Linked DNA regions of Homo sapiens: region 2 is linked to region 1. A link is a loop called in an ENCODE intact Hi-C map of the cell type or tissue named here. Cell type or tissue: prostate gland. All regions are shown on one strand. Each heading gives the region's core, and the rest is flanking DNA. Links, peaks and the distances in the headings are about the cores only. Region 1 has its middle 170 kb from the start of FRMD4B. Region 2 has its middle 86 kb from the start of MITF.

Evidence for each region. Peaks named below come from ENCODE experiments on the same cell type or tissue, not always from the same donor. Only the 100,000 strongest peaks of a DNase experiment are listed, where the experiment ranks them.
Region 2: a loop joins it to region 1, with 4 times the contacts of the local background. A loop is called at or near these places in 16 of 110 quality-filtered maps.

The regions. Positions count from the first base shown.
Region 1 is chr3:69,555,598-69,564,102 of GRCh38, reverse strand. No RefSeq gene overlaps it. Among named protein-coding and RNA genes, the nearest start is that of FRMD4B, 170 kb to the right of the region's middle. In prostate gland, for the core only: no CTCF peak of the experiment used is centred there; a DNase peak (open chromatin) is centred at 5,002.
Region 2 is chr3:69,648,801-69,657,305 of GRCh38, reverse strand. No RefSeq gene overlaps it. Among named protein-coding and RNA genes, the nearest start is that of MITF, 86 kb to the left of the region's middle. In prostate gland, for the core only: no CTCF peak of the experiment used is centred there; no DNase peak of the experiment used is centred there.

The DNA.
Region 1 (8,505 bases), core at 205-8,204:
GGTTTGATTTCAGTTTCTGTGACTGGCAGTCTAAATAGTCCAGTTTGATAGAGTAACTAGATTATTTGGGAGTAAAATGTAACTCACTCTAAGGGTGCCCAAAATGATAAACTTTATATGCGTTCTAAAACATGGTCATTAGTTTAGTCAAGGGTTGTTTGTTTTAAAGCATGGGAAACTTACTCAATTTGCTCAAATAAATAGGAGTTTGTTGTATCAAGTCAAAGGTTGCTCACAAAACCCAAGGGCATGAATTAAGATCAGGCATCACAATGAAGAATAAATGGTATGTATAGAGTCAGCAGAAGTCAAAGGAGCTACTCTTTGTGCTTGTCTCTCTTTTGGGGTTCACCAGATATCTCTATTGCTTCATGAACATCAGTTCCATTATCTGTTTTCCTGGCCCCTAAGAAACCATCCTCAGGTGAGTTCATCCGTTGCTGATATACATCGCCATACAGGCTCAACACCTTCAGGTAGAACTGACCAATCTTTTCAAGTGCTGATTCTAAATACCTGGGAGAGAGACCGGTGGGAAGTCAGAAAGAGAGAGAATGAATGTGATTGGGTCAACCTGGGACAGATGTCCATCTTTGAGCCAATCAGCTGTGGCCAAAGCATAGTGTTACCGGCTCTATTGCTCACTGAGAGGGCCAAGGCAGTCATTACCTCCCTAAACTTCTGAATCAGAACATGAAAAAGAAACAAAGAAGCATGGCACAGTAGAAAAAGCCCAGGATTTGTAACTCAAATTCTAGGCAGAACTAGCTGAGTGTTTTTCATTGCTTCACTCTCTTCTGTGGAACCCCAGTGCCTCCACTCTGCCATGATTAACTTCTCTGTGTGAACAGCACTGTGGAATGAGGTCATGTGCCTAAGATGCTCTATGAAAAAAGTATTAGTTACGCTTATGAATATCGGATGTCAAAACCAAAGTTCTGAATGAGTGTGCAGAGTAGAAAGACCATAACTTGGAGTTAGAAATATGGACTTCAAACCCCAATAGTTAAACTACTTCTATCTGTGTCATGTTAAGTACATTTTCTGAATATTTTTTCCTCAACACAAAACAAAGATAAAAATATCTGGTTTACATGGCTGATGTAGAAATTACATAAAGTATTAAGTATGAAGTACCTAGCTCAGTACTTATGGCACTCAGTAAATGTTAATTGTTATCATTATTAGTTATCAAAGCATATTATTATCATTTATGCCAAGGCAGGTCAACTCTTAATACAAAAATCTGCCACTATAATGTTTCAAATAATCACTTCTGTTGGAAAAAATACTCTATGCCATGTTTCTTGTTAAACACTGGTTTATAACAGTAGAAATACCTAGAAATCTTTTTAAAAATACTGATTACTGGCTCCCATTGTAGACCAAACAAATCAGAATGTCTGAGCCTGGGGCCCTAGCATGTATATTTGTAAAAGCTTTACAGTGGAAGATTAAAAAACTCATTAAATGTTTGCAGAATGCATGAATATGTAAATGAATGAACTATGGATCCAATGAATAAGTGAGAGAACACTACAATGAATACATTTATAATAAATTGGGGCAAAAAATGTTAAATTCTATATTCTATGATGTTTTTATTTAAAAGCAGATTTACACACAAATAAAATGTTTAAAGCAATGACACAAAAGAAAGGGTTAGGTTGGATGTATCAAAATACAGCTGTTAGTTTTGTGATAGTGTTTGTGTGTTCTTCAGTGACTTACATCGTTGTTAGAGAGCCAGATGTTGTCGGTGAAAAGTGCATTCCACAGTAACGAATGGAACAATATAAAACCACCATGTGAGGACACAGACATTTGCTTCCAGGATGGAAATGCCTCCTCTTATCTACTGTGGTCTTTGCTTTGTGTTTATTTCTTGGATTCTCATGTCTTCATAGCGATGGAGCTGTTGACAGACTGGAATGCCCCAACAAATTATACTCCTTGAGTGTTTCCTCCTCCTCCCTGATCAAGTTTTTGAATGTTTCCTTCTTCTTCCTGAATTGGCAGGCAGACCACTTCTTTTCCAAGCACTTAATCTACCAAGTACCACAAGTCAAAATAAAGATACTTGCAAGGAAAGAATTCAAGAAGGAAAGAGCTTTATATAGACCCATAGGCTCTGTTTAACCCATAAAAGGTCAAGGGGAAAAAAAAGTCCTTACATAATCACTAATCAAAACTCTGATGTGAAGTAAAATTGATATGCCCTTGCAGTGTAGCTCAAAACTACAGGCTTGGAAAGACTGAATATTTTAAGGCTTAGCAGCATATGAATTTCAGAAATGGAGACCCTAAGGAAATAAGCAATGAATTAGAAGGATTTTCAGGTGAAATATAACATGGCTACTGAAAGAAGAAAAAGAAAATTGGTTTCATTTTATTAAATATCACTGATAAAGTTGCTCTGCTTGAGAGATCTAGAAAATCAGAAAGAATAAAGTAGTAAATTAAAGTGGACTCATAATTCACTTTAAAATTATTGCATGGATGAGTGAGAAGGAAAGATACTGAAGAGACACACAGGATTTAGAAAACATTGGAAGTCGAAGGAAACAGAAACACTACATTCTGGGAGTCATATATATAGGACGTTTGAATGAAGGGGTTTTGGGTGTAAGGCAGTAGGAAGGGGCAGGGACTTAGGCAAATTGGAGTGTGCAAACCCTGTTTTGAAAAGTATCCACTCCTTAGTTTCAGTCAATTGTTCCCATGTAGGATGGAAGCCCACAGCCCCTAAGCTTTCAAAGAAAAGTTGTAAATCTAGACTTGTTCCTGTAAAGATCTCTTAATTTTTAAGTATTGGCAGCAAATTTAAATATTTTAAGTACACTAAGTTAACAAAAACAAAACAACACATACACACACAAAAGTCATGTCTGTGGACTGTATCTGGCCCATGGAGCACCATTTTGAGAACTCTGGAATAGTGGATCAAATATGCATGGACTTTAGGCTGTTCCAGAACTGGATTTTAATCCCAAGTCCACACAAACCAGCTGCAAGATCATGAGGAAATGAATGTCTCAACCTTTCACAATGTTTGTTTCCTTATCTGTAAAAAGGAGAACCATAACATCTTCCTCCCCTAGTGGTTGTAGGAATTATCCATGAGCACAGCATCAGGGAGCATGAATTACATGGTAGGGAAGCAGAACTCCATACATGGTGGAATGTGCCCCAAATCTGTTGAAAATTCCTGTGGACCCAAGGAAGGAAATACTCTTTAAGAATTTCAAAACATGAAAGAACCTACACAAGAGTACATGAAATCAGCTATACAAATTGAAATTTTCGAGTCATGATTTACCTGGTAATCATCAAAATAGCTAAAAAATTTCTCACATTAGAAAGTAAATATTATGGCGGGGCGTGGTGGCTCAAGCGGTGGCAGCACTTTGGGAAGCCGAGGTGGGCGGATCATGAAGTCAGGAGATCGAGACCATTCTGGCTAACACAGTGAAACCCCGTCTCTACTAAAAATACACACACAAAAAAAATTAGCCGGGCGTGGTGGTGGGTGCCTGTAGTCCCAGCTACACGGGAGGCTGAGGCAGGAGAATGGTGTGAGCCCGGGAGGCGGAGTTTGCAGTGAGCCGAGATCACACCACTGCACTCAAGCCTGGGTGACAGAGCGAGACTCCATATCAAAAAAAAAAAAAAAAAAAAAAAAAAAAAGGAAGTAAATATTATAAAATTCAACAAAAAAATTAAGAGTTGACTATCTCTTAAAGCAGTGTTTCTCAACTTTTTTTTCGTTATCACCACACACTGAGCCTTCTTAGGCACTTTTTGCCTAATTACTTCCCCTCACCACATAAAACTTTAATACCACAAATATACCATGTGTCTGTTTGAGTTCTCTATGTATATCTGTGTTTTATACATAAAAAGAGTAAGTCCTCCCCCTCACTATCACCCTACACCAATTTTCACATCTTTGGAGATGATATTCCCATTGAAGATGCATGTCTTAAAGAGACTCACAACATGAATTGAGTTCCGTCAGTTGTGTCTCACCTTTTGATTAGTGATAATGGATATAAATCTCATTGTTCAGTGCCTGGCATAGAGTAGATGCCAATAAATTATAGCTATTATAATAAATGTTAATAAGATACACGGAGATTTAACAGGGTAATTCTATGGAGCACTGAGTGTCATCAGAAGCCCAGAGGCATGCCTACCTTCTATGTTTTACAGTCTTGCTTCCAGGTCTTTATGAAGACTGTTTTACAACAGACCAAAAACTTCAGCAATTCCTCTGGAGATATTACTTACCAGGGAACCATATTCTCCAAGGAATATAGCAGCATTGCTGTTCTTCCTTGCAATACTACCTTGCAAAGTATTTGTAAAAATCAAGAGAAGAAAATATTCTCAGCAAATATGCCAGATAGAAGGATAACTTTTGCTTACATTTATGTTTGGTCAGTGTAAATTTGGGGTACAGTAACAGAATATCATCGACTAGGCAGTTTATAAACAGCAGAAATTTATTTCTTATGGTTCTCAAGGCTGGGAAGTCTAAGATCAAGGTGCTGGCAAATTCAGTGCCTGGTGAGGGCTTGCTTCCTGGTTCATAGATGGTACCTCCTAGTTGTGTCCTCACATGGTGAGAAGGAGTGGCTAGTTCTCTGGGGTCTCTTTTATATGGGCATTAATCCCAATCATAAGGGCTCTACCCTCATGATCTAATTACCTCCCAAAGGCCCTGTCTCCAATACCATCACCTTGGTGGTTAGGATTTTGACATATTTGAGGAGACAAAAACATTCAGACCATAGCAGTTAGTAATAAATTCTTGTTTTGCAGCCAAACATCAATCTTCATCTTCTTAGCCTGGTATAATCTAAGCCTAATGCCCTGAAATGCATGGGAAGATGTCAGTGCTTAGCTTTATGCTTCTGTAGTGGCTTCGATGGTACATTCCTTCCAGGCTTGCTTCATTTTGTTGGGCCATTGGCTGGACTCCAAAGAGAAAGAAGAACCATTGTCCCTACAGCCTGTTGGTGTTTGACAATTGCCTAATGCTTGGCAGCCTTCTCTGTAACAAAAATATAAATCGCACTGTGAGGACATTAGGAAATCCTGCCCCAGGAGGAAATCTCTGTGGATGATGTCAGAACAATTAGATATTAAATGTTGCAGACTTCAAGATTATTAACAAGCTCAGGAAAACTAATTAAGAAGGGTGAGTAGATGCTATCTGACTTGGACAGAGGTATAGCTTGACAATGAAAAAATATATATATATGTGAATATATATATATAAGTGAATATATATATATATATATATATATATATATATATAATTTTTTTGAGACGAAATCGCCCAGGCTGGAGTGCAATGGCGTGATCTCAGCTCACTGCAACCTCTGCCTCCCAGGTTCAAGCAATTTTCCTGCCTCAGCCTCCTGAGTAGCTGGGACCACAGGAGCCTGCCACCACGCCTGGTTAATTTTTGTATTTTTAGTAGAGATGGGATTTCACCATGTTGGCCGCGCTTGTTTTGAACTCCTGACCTCAGGTGGTCCACCTGCCTCGGCCTCCCAAAGTGTTGGGATTATATGCGTGAGCCACTATGTCCAGCCACCAGTGAATGTTCTTTACTCAGAAATTTGCGGAGTTAACTGGGAGATTCCAACTGTTCTAATGGCTGAGGGCTGGAATTGACAACAATACACACAGAAAAGAAACTCAGAGCTCTTCTTCTGGGGATACCTCTATCATAGCTCTCATTTTGTACTTTAATCATTTATTTAGATCTCTGTTTTTTCAATCTGTCTGAAGACTCCGGTAGCAGGACTGTACCTCATCATGTGTTCATTGCCTGGCACACTGTTTTTAGTAAGGACTTCTTATAATTATTAAACTAGTAATGAATCCTCACCACCACTGGTAAGGGGATAAATCTCAATATTCCCACTAAAGAACATAAGCTTTTAAGTCAGATGAATTGAGTTTGAATCTTGACTCTGTCACTTAATAGCCATGGGACCTTAGACTGGTTATTATATGTGGGCCTGTGTCTCCTGATCTGTAAAATGGGAATAATTGTAGTGCCTGGAACTGTAGAATTGCTGGAAAGATTAAAGAAGCTAATATTTATGAGTGTTAAATACTAATCTGTTTAGCTCAGTGCTTGACACATAGAAGGCACTCAATAAATAATAGCTATTATGACTATACTTATTTCAATAATTATCAATAAATTTCATCTTCTAAGAAATCTGCTTTTACAGTCAGAAAAGAGGAAAAAACCCCACATGTATTCAAAATTTCCCTTTAAGATTCATTACCTTCCCTTAAATCAACAGAGCTCAGACTCCTGGAAGACCAAAAACCAAGGATTAATTTCTTTGTTTCTTTTTACAATTTGGCTGTGGGTTTTCTTGTCCTGAAGCAGTGGAGGCCAGAGTCTAGTTTGAAAGGTGGAAAGGAGAAGGAATAAATTAAAGGGTATTTCTCTTTTGGCCAAGGTCACGTAGTTGAGTTTGAGTACATTCAGCACACATGTGATGTGATTCCATTTTATTTCAATTCTTGTTTCTCTGAATGCCAACTTTGAAGCAAGTTGTGGTCCCCATACCTAGAGCAGAGATGACCTATCATTATTTCAGAGAGAAATATCTGATAGAGAAGGTTGATAAACCAAGGTAGGTAGCAAGCTAGATTGCTACTTATCAGTCACTTGGGGGTTTTTGTTTCTTTGTTTTTCTTTACCATTCCTGAGAACTTCAAACGTAAGTTTTCCAGTTTTGTGAAATAAACATGATTGACTGTCCTTGTCTTGAGCTTAGCTGTGAAACCTCCACCAACCTGACCATCCTTCTCAAGAATGTCAACATAAACAGATTTAATCATCTCCACCATTCAAATACACAGCTAAAATGTCTCCTGGCACCTGTGTCAGCTCTAACTATGACTGTAAGAAACAAAGGATGGTCTCAACTACAGGGAACTGGCTACTCCAGTCCACCAGCCCATGGGAATTCTAGGAATTGAAAGAACAGGTGGTGGGAGAGAGGGGGAATAGCAGTAAGACCGACACAAATTTAGCCTTTAGAGACCAAGAGCCTTGCAAACTGGTGGTCCATAAATCAAATCTGGCCCATAGATATATTTTGTTTGGTTCACATAGTGTTAAAAAAATTTTTTTGAATTGGCTGTCAACATTTCAAAATCCAGAGAAATCTTTTAAAAATTGGAGTTTCTGGCTCCCCTGGAAAAATCAGAACTGTTGGCAATAGTGGGCCTGCATTCCCACATGGTTCCCAGCTGGCTTCAGCTGAGTAGCAGTTGCACCCATTAGGTCAGGCACACTTCTCCAGTTTGCCACAGTTCCCACCAGTCCCTATTGTTCCTCTTTGTTACATTTATGTTATGTATGCAACTCTACTGCTACATGTACATGTTGTTGTTATGTATGTAACATGATTGTTACACTTATGACTTTTCTTATAATTCAGATAAAAATAAAATATTCACTGAAACCATGTCTATCCAAAGCAGGGAATGGAAAAGTCATACATAATTGTATGGATTAAATGACTACATAAATTAAAACTTAAAAACATATCCATCTCCCTTCATTCACATAATATTCAGCTGATACATGGAGCCTGCTCATTTTAAATATAGTGAAACACAGTTGGCCCTCCATATCTGTGGGTTCCACATGAACGAATTCAATCAACCAAGGATCAAAAATATTTGGGGAAGAAAATGGATGTTGTGTCCCTAATGAACATGCACAGACTTTTCTCCTTGTTATTATTCTCCCTAAACAACACAGTATTCAACTATTTGCATAGCATTTACATTGTATTAATTATTACAAGTAATCTAAAGATAATTTTAAATACTGTATATGGAAGGATGTGCATACATTATATGCAAATACTATACCATTTTATATCGGAGACTTGAGCATCTGTGGATTTTGGTATCCTCAGGGAGTCATGGAATCCTCCACGGATACTGAAGGATGACTGTACTTCTATACTAGTTGGTAAAAAGCCATTGTTCCTAACTCCTCTGTGTCTCCTGCTGCTCACAGCCACTCCATCCCCTTCCTTGGGACTCAGTGACTGAGAGTTACTGGCCAGCCATAGCAGAGAGTCCTTAGGACCTGGCTCCTGTGCTAGGTGCCCATAAACACCATTCATTTGGTAAGTTGAGAGTGGCAGGTTAGGTGGAATCTATTTGTCTTCTTATTTCTGCCTAAGACCTCTCACCTCTGGCAATATTCCACACTAATAATACTGAAACCCATGGTGCCAGCTAGTCCCAGCCCTTCAAGCTAACAGCTCTCAAAGAGCTTACTGGTCTTCATTGGTACACATGCTGGGACAAGTTCCAAAAAATGGTGCCCCCAGAAAATACTGCAATGATGTCTCTGGCTCCAGAGAGGAAAGAGCCTATGAGCATTTGCTTAAGGGCTCACAATTTGAACAACACTACAATTTTGCTTCTTATTCTTCCACTATCTTT
Region 2 (8,505 bases), core at 442-8,441, 93 kb before region 1:
AGTTTTTGGTCTTACATACATTCACTGTAGGTGTTATAAAAATTTATTGGGGCTGGGCATGGTGACTCATGCCTGTAATCCCAGCACTTTGAGAGGCTGAGGCAGGAAGATAACTTGAGGTCAGGAGCTCAATACCACCTGACCAACATGGTGAAACCCCGTCTCTACTAAAAGTACAAAAATTAGCTGGGTATGGTGGCACGTGCCTGTAGTTCTAGCTACTTGGGAGGCTGAGGCAGGAGAATCAGTTGAACACAGGAGGCTGAGGTCGCAGTGAGCAGAAATCATGCCACTGCACTCCAGCAGGGGCAACAGAGTGAGACTCCATCTCAAACAAACAAACAAAAACCATTAAATATTAGCACAATGATGTAATGTTACTAAATCACTCAGAATTGAGTTGTATTGAAATGTCGACCTCAAGGTGACTTCCTTTCCATGAAGTTTCCTCTTGCCCTAGTGGAATTCAGGACTTGGTGGCACAGTTGTACAGATTGGGCATTATACATTTTCAGGGAAACATTGTGCACAGAAACTTTCATAGTTTCTAATGTAAATGGTCCCCTCAACCTCAGGAGATGTGCAGAGCTCAACCTGTGCAGCTTCACACAATGACCTTGACACTGACCATTATTCTGTCCTCTCAATGCCTTTGATAACTGTTGCACATGTCTTGCCTGTGTGTATGTCTTGCCTGTGGTGGTCCCAGCTTGGGCCAATGCTGTGATTCAGGTGTGTCTGGTCCAAGCTTAGACACTTTGTAGGACAGGCATAACCAAAACCTATTTACACAGCAACTGAGAAACATTTTGCCAGGAAACAGCCTTAAGTGGAGGAGAAACAAATAACATGATTCTCAAGGGAGAGCTTGGGTCTTGCTTTGAAATGAACTATCTGTAACCTTAAGCCAGTAACTTTTTCTAACCTAACATTAAGAACATAAAAGTTTTATGATATAAAATAATATATACTTATTAAAATATTCAGAAAACACAGACATTTTAAGAAATATGTATTCAAGCAAACCTATTACCCAGAAAGAATCACTGCTAACATTTTGGCATGTAGTCATCCGGGCTATTCTATTCATGTATATGTACATTTGAGTGTCAGGGAATACGTGGAGTAATTACAAATGGGATCACTTTATGTCTGTGTGTGTGTATGTGTGTGTGCATATATATATGTGTGTGTATATATATATATAGTTTTTAGGTCTTTTGCACCTTTTAAAATTAATACAACTTGGAGATCTTGCATAACAATGCTACATACTGTTTCATAGCCTAATATTTTCACCTAAAATAGTTTATCTTTCCATATTGATACAAATATTTCCATGATAATTTTTAATCGCTTTGTAGTATTTCATTATGGAGGTTAGCCTTAATTTATTTAACCAATTCCATTCAATGGACTTTAAAAATTTCAATGTTATAAATAAACAATGGTATAGACATCATTCTGCATAAGATATAAATATGTCATTAGATTTAATTTATAAATTATATGTTTAATGTACAATATAGCACGATAATAATATACATATTATATATAATGATGTTTCTCTTACAGTTATCTATAACAGTGAAACTTTTTAAACAACTTATATGATTATATAATATAAAATATAACATTTATTTCTGCTCTCATATTTTCTTCTGTATTCAGTCCTAGAAGTAGGACTGCTGGATCAATAGCCCTACATTCTGTTATTCTAGTGGGCTTTCAGTGAATGTTTTCTGAGGATGTTAGGCCTTCAGAATAATAGGCTTTCCAAGGAGCAGAATTATCACATTGCAAACATGATCTGTGCTTCATTAACAAAGAAAGCCACGTGATAAAAAAGAGGAAAATCATTTTGGAGAAAACAGAAGAGTGATGTCTAATATCAAGCTTATAAAAATATCTAGAAGATGGCCAGGCACAGTGGCTCATGCCTGTAATTCCAACACTTTGGGAGGCCTAGGCAGGCGGATCACGAGGTCAGGAGATAGAGACCATCCAGGCTAATACGGTGAAACCCTGTCTCTACTAAAAATACAAAAATTAGCCGGGCGTGCTGGCAGGTGCCTGTAGTCCCAGCTACTCGGGAGGCTGAGGCAGGAGAATGGCGTGAACCTGGGAGGCGGAGCTTACAGTGAGCCAAGATCAGGCCACTGTACTACAGCCTGGGCAACAGAGCGAGACTCCGCCTCAAAAAATAAATAAATAAATAAAAATAAATAAAAAATAAAAAATCCTCTAGAAGATAAGCTTCTGAAAGTAGAGGAAAAAAAATAGCTACTGGTTTTGTTTAAATCTATACATTTTATAGAATCGGTAGTCTTCCAGGTAGGTTTAACTACATATATGGAATAAAATATCAAGATTTAGCTGTGTTTTTGTTCAAAGAGCATGTTTCATTGTAATGTAAAACTCCAAACAAACCAACTGTAAAAAGATATTTTTAATACAAAAAGAAAAATTTGAAGAAAAAAACTGACTGGAAATTAGATGATATTAAAAAATCACTGTTAAATGTTTTCAAGTGTGAATAACAATATTGTGGTTACATGAAGAAAAAAGAGTCATTATCTGTTAGAAACACATGCCGAAATGATATGACACCTGGGATTTATCTTAAAATAATTCAGCAGGGTGGTAGGGAGACTTAGGGGAAAAGGCATAAAAATGAAACAGAAAGAGCTGTGCATTCTTAATTGTTGAATTGGATAATGGAACATAAGTGTTCATCACACTATTCTCTCTACTATTCTGTATGTTCAAAATTTTTCAAAATAAAAATTTGAAAAGGCTGATGTAAACCCCAGAAAGACAGGATTTCCACCTGTCTTGCTCACTCTCATGCCAAGCACAATAAAGAAATATTTGTCGTTTGGAAGTGTTAGAAATATGTTATTCTGTGTTATGTTGTTTTTATCTTAGTTGCTTGTTAGGCAAAAGTTTTAGGTATTGAAACCTCCTGGCAATTATAGCACAAGAGGGAGATCCTCATTGGTGAAGTATTCAAACACAGACAAGAAGACTTGTTGGGTGTTTATGTGAGATTAATGGATTAGGTAAAGATTTGGAGTAGGTTAATGTTCTCTGTCAACTCCAGGGATCTGTTTAACTTAACGTTAGGAAATGTTTCTCTATCTAGATTTATATTTATGTTTTAGCATTCTGAATAGAGCTGAATGGAAAAAATAAAAATTTTTCTCAAGTTGGGAGTCACCTTCCTTTTGCCCTGGATTTTTTTTTTCTTTAGGTTCCACTGTCTGTTTAGATCTGTGAATGCAATCATGGATAATCCCACAAACTCAACATATTACTCCAAGTAATCAGATTTAAGTGAAAGTAAAGGTAAGCACCAAAAGAGTAGGAATCCCAGTGTTGGGATAGGATTTCTCAGGTGTCATGGACAGCTTATTTAGGATTTAAGGCAGTCAGCTGTACCATCAGCAACGGAAACAGATGGATCTCTTGCTGTTATACTGAACTTCCTTCTATGCCCATCATTCCATAGCCTCTGCTAACTCATACCTTTGCTTTCCTCATGACCCCAAATTCTTTATGGCCTTTCTCTGGACATCTTTGTGTTTCTGTTCCTAAAAGTGACTAGCAACACCATCTCTGTATCTTACTATTTCATATCATTTGAATCCCTAGGGATGGGGTGGGGTAGAAAGTAAAAGAAAGAGAATGAAACTTATTAGTAACCATCATATCTGCCTACATCAAACTTTCTTTTTTTTTTTTTTTTAAGATAGGGTCTCACTCTGTTGCCCAGGCTGGAATGCAGTGGCACAATTTCGGCTCAGTGCAACCTCCACCTCCGGGGTTCAAGCGATTCTCCTGCCTCAGCATCCGGAGAAGCTGGGACTACAGTTGCGTCCCACCATGCCCAGCTAATTTTTGTATTTTTGGTAGAGACAGGGTTTCACCATGTTGGTCAGGCTGGTCTCAAACTCCTGACCTCAGGTGATCCACCTACCTCGGCCTCGCAAAGTGCTGGGATTACAGGCATGAGTCACTGCACCTGGCCTTTTTTTTTTTTTTTAAAGAGTTGGGTCTTGCTCTGTTGCCCAGGCTGGAGAGCAGTGGGATGATCATAGGTCACTGCAGCCTTGAACTCCTGGGCTCAAGCATTTCTACCTCAGCCTCCTGAGTAACTGGAATTATAGGCCTGAGCCACAGCACATGGCAATGCATGAGGCTTCACAGTAGCTCACCCCACAGGTTGCCAGCCTGCTATTGGTTGGCTACTCTTAGATGAACTGTCTATTCCCAATCCATGATTGGGATTATCTGGTCAACATGTAGTTTTGAATTCCTGCATAAAGAATATTTAAGGGTAGGGATTCCCTAGAAGGGACAGGTAGTAGGGGAGGCATTCCATCTTGCAAGCCCATTACATGTTGGCAGTGAGAAAGGGGATAGAGAAGGGAGATGACTCAGGGGTCAGTGGCTGAGATAAGGATGTCAGACAGCAAATTATGTTTAACCAGAAGAAGCAAGTGCAGATATTTGGCCACTGAAGAGACACATAAATTGCACTTAAAATCTAATCTTAGATTTGAATCCCAGGTCTATGTCATACTGGCTGTACAATCTTAGAGAACATTATGTGTCTCTTGGGAAAAGTTTTGTCTCTCTGAACCCACAATTTCCTAGCCTTATCAAAAGGGCATACAACTGCCTCATTTGCAGGGTAGGTGAAAGAGTCATATGAGGTTGTCTTAGTCCATTCGCATTATTATAACAAAATGCCAAGGACTGAGGAATTTATTAAGAATCAAAATTTGTTTCTCACAGTTCTAGAGGATGGAAGTACCAGATTGAGGCACTGGCATTGCTGTCTGGTGAGGGTTGCTCTCTGCTTTCAAGATGGCACCTTGATGCTGTGTCCTCAGTGGCCGAAGGCAGAAGAACAAGAGAGGCAAACTCTCTCTAAAGCTTCTTTTATAAGGGCGTTCATGAGGGCTCCACCCTTATGACTCAATCACCTCCTAAAAGGGTCCAACTCTTAATACCACCACAATGGGGATTAAGTTTCAGCATGAATTTTGAAGGGGACACTACATTCAAACCGTAGCAGATGTAATGAATGCAAAGTCCTCAGCATCACACCAGTATGTAATAGGTGCTTAATAGATGATCTTGTTCTTATCACACCAGTCCTTCTAATGCTCTGTGGGATCCCAGCCTTCTGAAGCTGAATCAGAATCCAAAACCCAGCAACATTCCAGGGAAAATTGTGAGTGGTGGGATTCTTTCCCTTTTACTATATATGTTAAAAGGATTTAACTAATACAGAGGCTCTCCTTCTCCTTAAAAATGACTCCCCACCCCCAACCCCCTGCTGACTTATCCAGAAGTGAGCTGTTATCAACAGGTAAAGAGAGATTGCAAGAAGCCAGACCCCAGGGCCTTTAGATCAACTTGGATCTCCTGAGTTCTCTGCAATCCGTTTATCTCTATGCATGTCTCTCTCCTTTTTATTGTTCCATTCCGCAAATGCACACACACACACACACACACACACCCCGTCCTCCTACCAAGCAAGAAGGGGGAAAAAAGAGTTTTTTTAAAATAGGAGAAAAATAATGTTGCATGGGTCTGGGGAAGGGAAACCCTTGTTAAGATGAAGCCTACCCAGCAGCCTGTATCCTTTAGGCAACTAACTTAGGGGTTGCTATTTGGTAAGCATTTTCTGGATTTTTTTCTGAAAATGAGCATTTTCCCTAGGAACGCTCTGGGTGATGTTGTTAGTAAAATATAGGGCTTTAAAATCAAGCAGATCTGGACTTAAATATTGCCTCCACTGTGTGTGACCTTGGGCAAGTTACTTCCTCTTTCTGAGCCTCAGATTCCTCACCTGCAAAATAGAACTAACAAGATCTATGGAGGCTATGGAGATACTTGAATGAGAGCATACATGGACAGTTTCTAGCACAGTACTGGCAGGGACTGAGAACTCAGTTCATATAGCTTTGGTTCTTCATTAAGCATTTTATTCACATTGCTTTTAAAGTAGTCTCTAAAAAATCCTTAAGTGACATTGGTTTGTTGAGTGGTCTCAGAATCCTCGGGTGATATTGTTATTAAAATATGTGGCTTTAGAATCAGACAGCCCTGGACTTCAATGCTGGCTCTTCCACTTACTAGCTGGGTGGCATGGGCAAAGTCATTTAAGCTCTGTGAGCTGTGGTTTCTTTAGCCATATTGTGGGGATGATCACACTTACCTCAAAAGGTTGTTAGAAGTAAATAGTGCCCAATACAGCACCTGGCAGATGTTAAGGGCTTGTCAACCAACATAAACAGAAAGAGCCTCTCTAAAATAAAAGATATGTATTTAGGAATAGGCATTGCAATGGGAATATGCATGCCATAGTAAATGGTGTGTGTATTCAGGGAGGTAAAGGAAGACAAAGGGTTTTAAAGGAAAAATGAGGAGGATTACATAATTGTTTTCAAATGATTCTTCTTGGCTACGGAGATCAATAACAAGAGTGACATCAGTCTGATGTTGGACAGGCAGTTGCTGGGCAGATGTCTCCACAGAAGTACTTTTTTGTGCAAGGTTGTGATGGCCTTTGGCAAGGTTGCAGTTTTTGCAGAGTCTTTTATGATAGTTTTTCTTATCAGGCACAGAAGTTTGAGGACCCTCTCTTTACAGCCTTCCCTGCCTCTATTTGTCATGGCTTTTTGTTTTTTGTTTTTTTAAACACAAGCGACTCCATTTTGGTTCTGACAACTTTCTCAGGCTCAGTAAAAAGTAATTCTGATGATGATGATGTTGATGAGGAGGAAGGTGGCAAAAATGATGCTCTGTTGATGCTTGTATAAAGAAACAACAGAATTTCATTTTTGGTTATTTCAAGCATGGACTTGAAGGCAGGGGCAATGTTTTGCTTCCATTTTTTTACTGCACATAATAGCTAGCCTATAGTAGTTGCTCAATAAATATCTGATGTATGAATGGATGAAAAAATGGTTGATAAATGAGAGCTTTGATGATAGAAAAAAAGTTATTTCACATACCAACAACTTTGGCTTGGGAATCAGACAAATAAGCATTTATATCTTGACTTAGTCATTTCCTATGTAAACTTGGCTAAGTTACTAGATTTCTCTCTGTGTCGGATTTCCTATTTGTAAAATGAAAATAGTAATAGAATCTACCTCAGATATTGGAGTCAAATGAGAGAAGTGTGTAAAGAGCTTGGTTCTGTACCTGAAATGCAACTTTGTGCTCAGTAAATGTTACTGCCAGGAAAAGGAAGGCACTTTATGGAAAGTTACCATTTAACCAGAACTAACCAGAAAAGACGGGCTAATGTAACTCAGCTCACTTGAATTCATGCCATGTTTTCCTAATGTGCCAAAATATCCTCCCTAGTTGGAAGCGTGCAAGTGTTTAGAAAGCCTAGCCATCTTCTAACACTCATCAAGATGACAAAAATAAGTGTGGAGGACAATTACCGTTTGTGAAGTGCCCATAACCCCCACACAGTAATTCTGTCTCTCAATGCGCCATTGCAATTAAACATGCAAATAGCAGGTCTTTGGATTCTTATCATTTCTGGTAAGGATGAGCATTTTCAATCTGCTGCATTTGCATCCATTTAGATAATGATAATGAAAGCAACAGATCCCTTCCATTCCACTCTGCCTTTCATTCAAAGATTGAGACCCAGAGGTGCTTTTAGAGACCACATTTATAGATTAATTTCATCATTACAGAGCTGCAAGAATCCCTGGGGCAGCAAGAAGCACATATTAACTTTTGCCAGTGATGCTGCACAAACACCAGGTTAGGAAAGCAAATGGCAAATAACTCACCCAGTTGAAAATGTAAGGGAAATTTATGAAACCAGAAAGAAAGGAAAAGCCACAATGAGTAGTGCTGTTATTTAGTTACAGATTTCAAATAACAAAAAATCCTCAAGCTAATGTTACTTCCCCTCATACTCTGAACATTATTTGGAGAATGACTCAACAGGAAGGGAGAAGAAGGCACCTCACTTGTTACCACCCACATCCCTCTTGTCATTAGATAATTCCACAATGGACAAAGGAGTGAATGAACTAAGCTCCGGGCTTGCATTGCATGCCAGTTAGGTCCAAATCTTTCTGAGCACTGATATTTTGGGCTCCGCCGTCCCCTTCAGGACTAAAACAAGACTATCATGCAGACCTCATCTTTCAGGGACATTCCTGCCTACTCATTCCTTTCAAAAGCCCCCATTCCCCTTGGTTTAGTTTGTTTGTTTGTTTGTTTGTTTGGTTGGTTGGTTGGTTGTTTTTGTCATGCAGCGGGAGAAAGGGAGATCTTAATTTTTTGAGGAGATTGAATTATGTCAGTGATTTGTATCCCCTTTAATACATCCTACATTCCTTTGGGAATATGATGAAGGCTATGGATTAGCTTCCCAGATAAATGTATGCACAAGTATACACACAGAGATTCAATCACAATTTAGCATTCATTTTAGAGGAAATTCATTGAACTTCT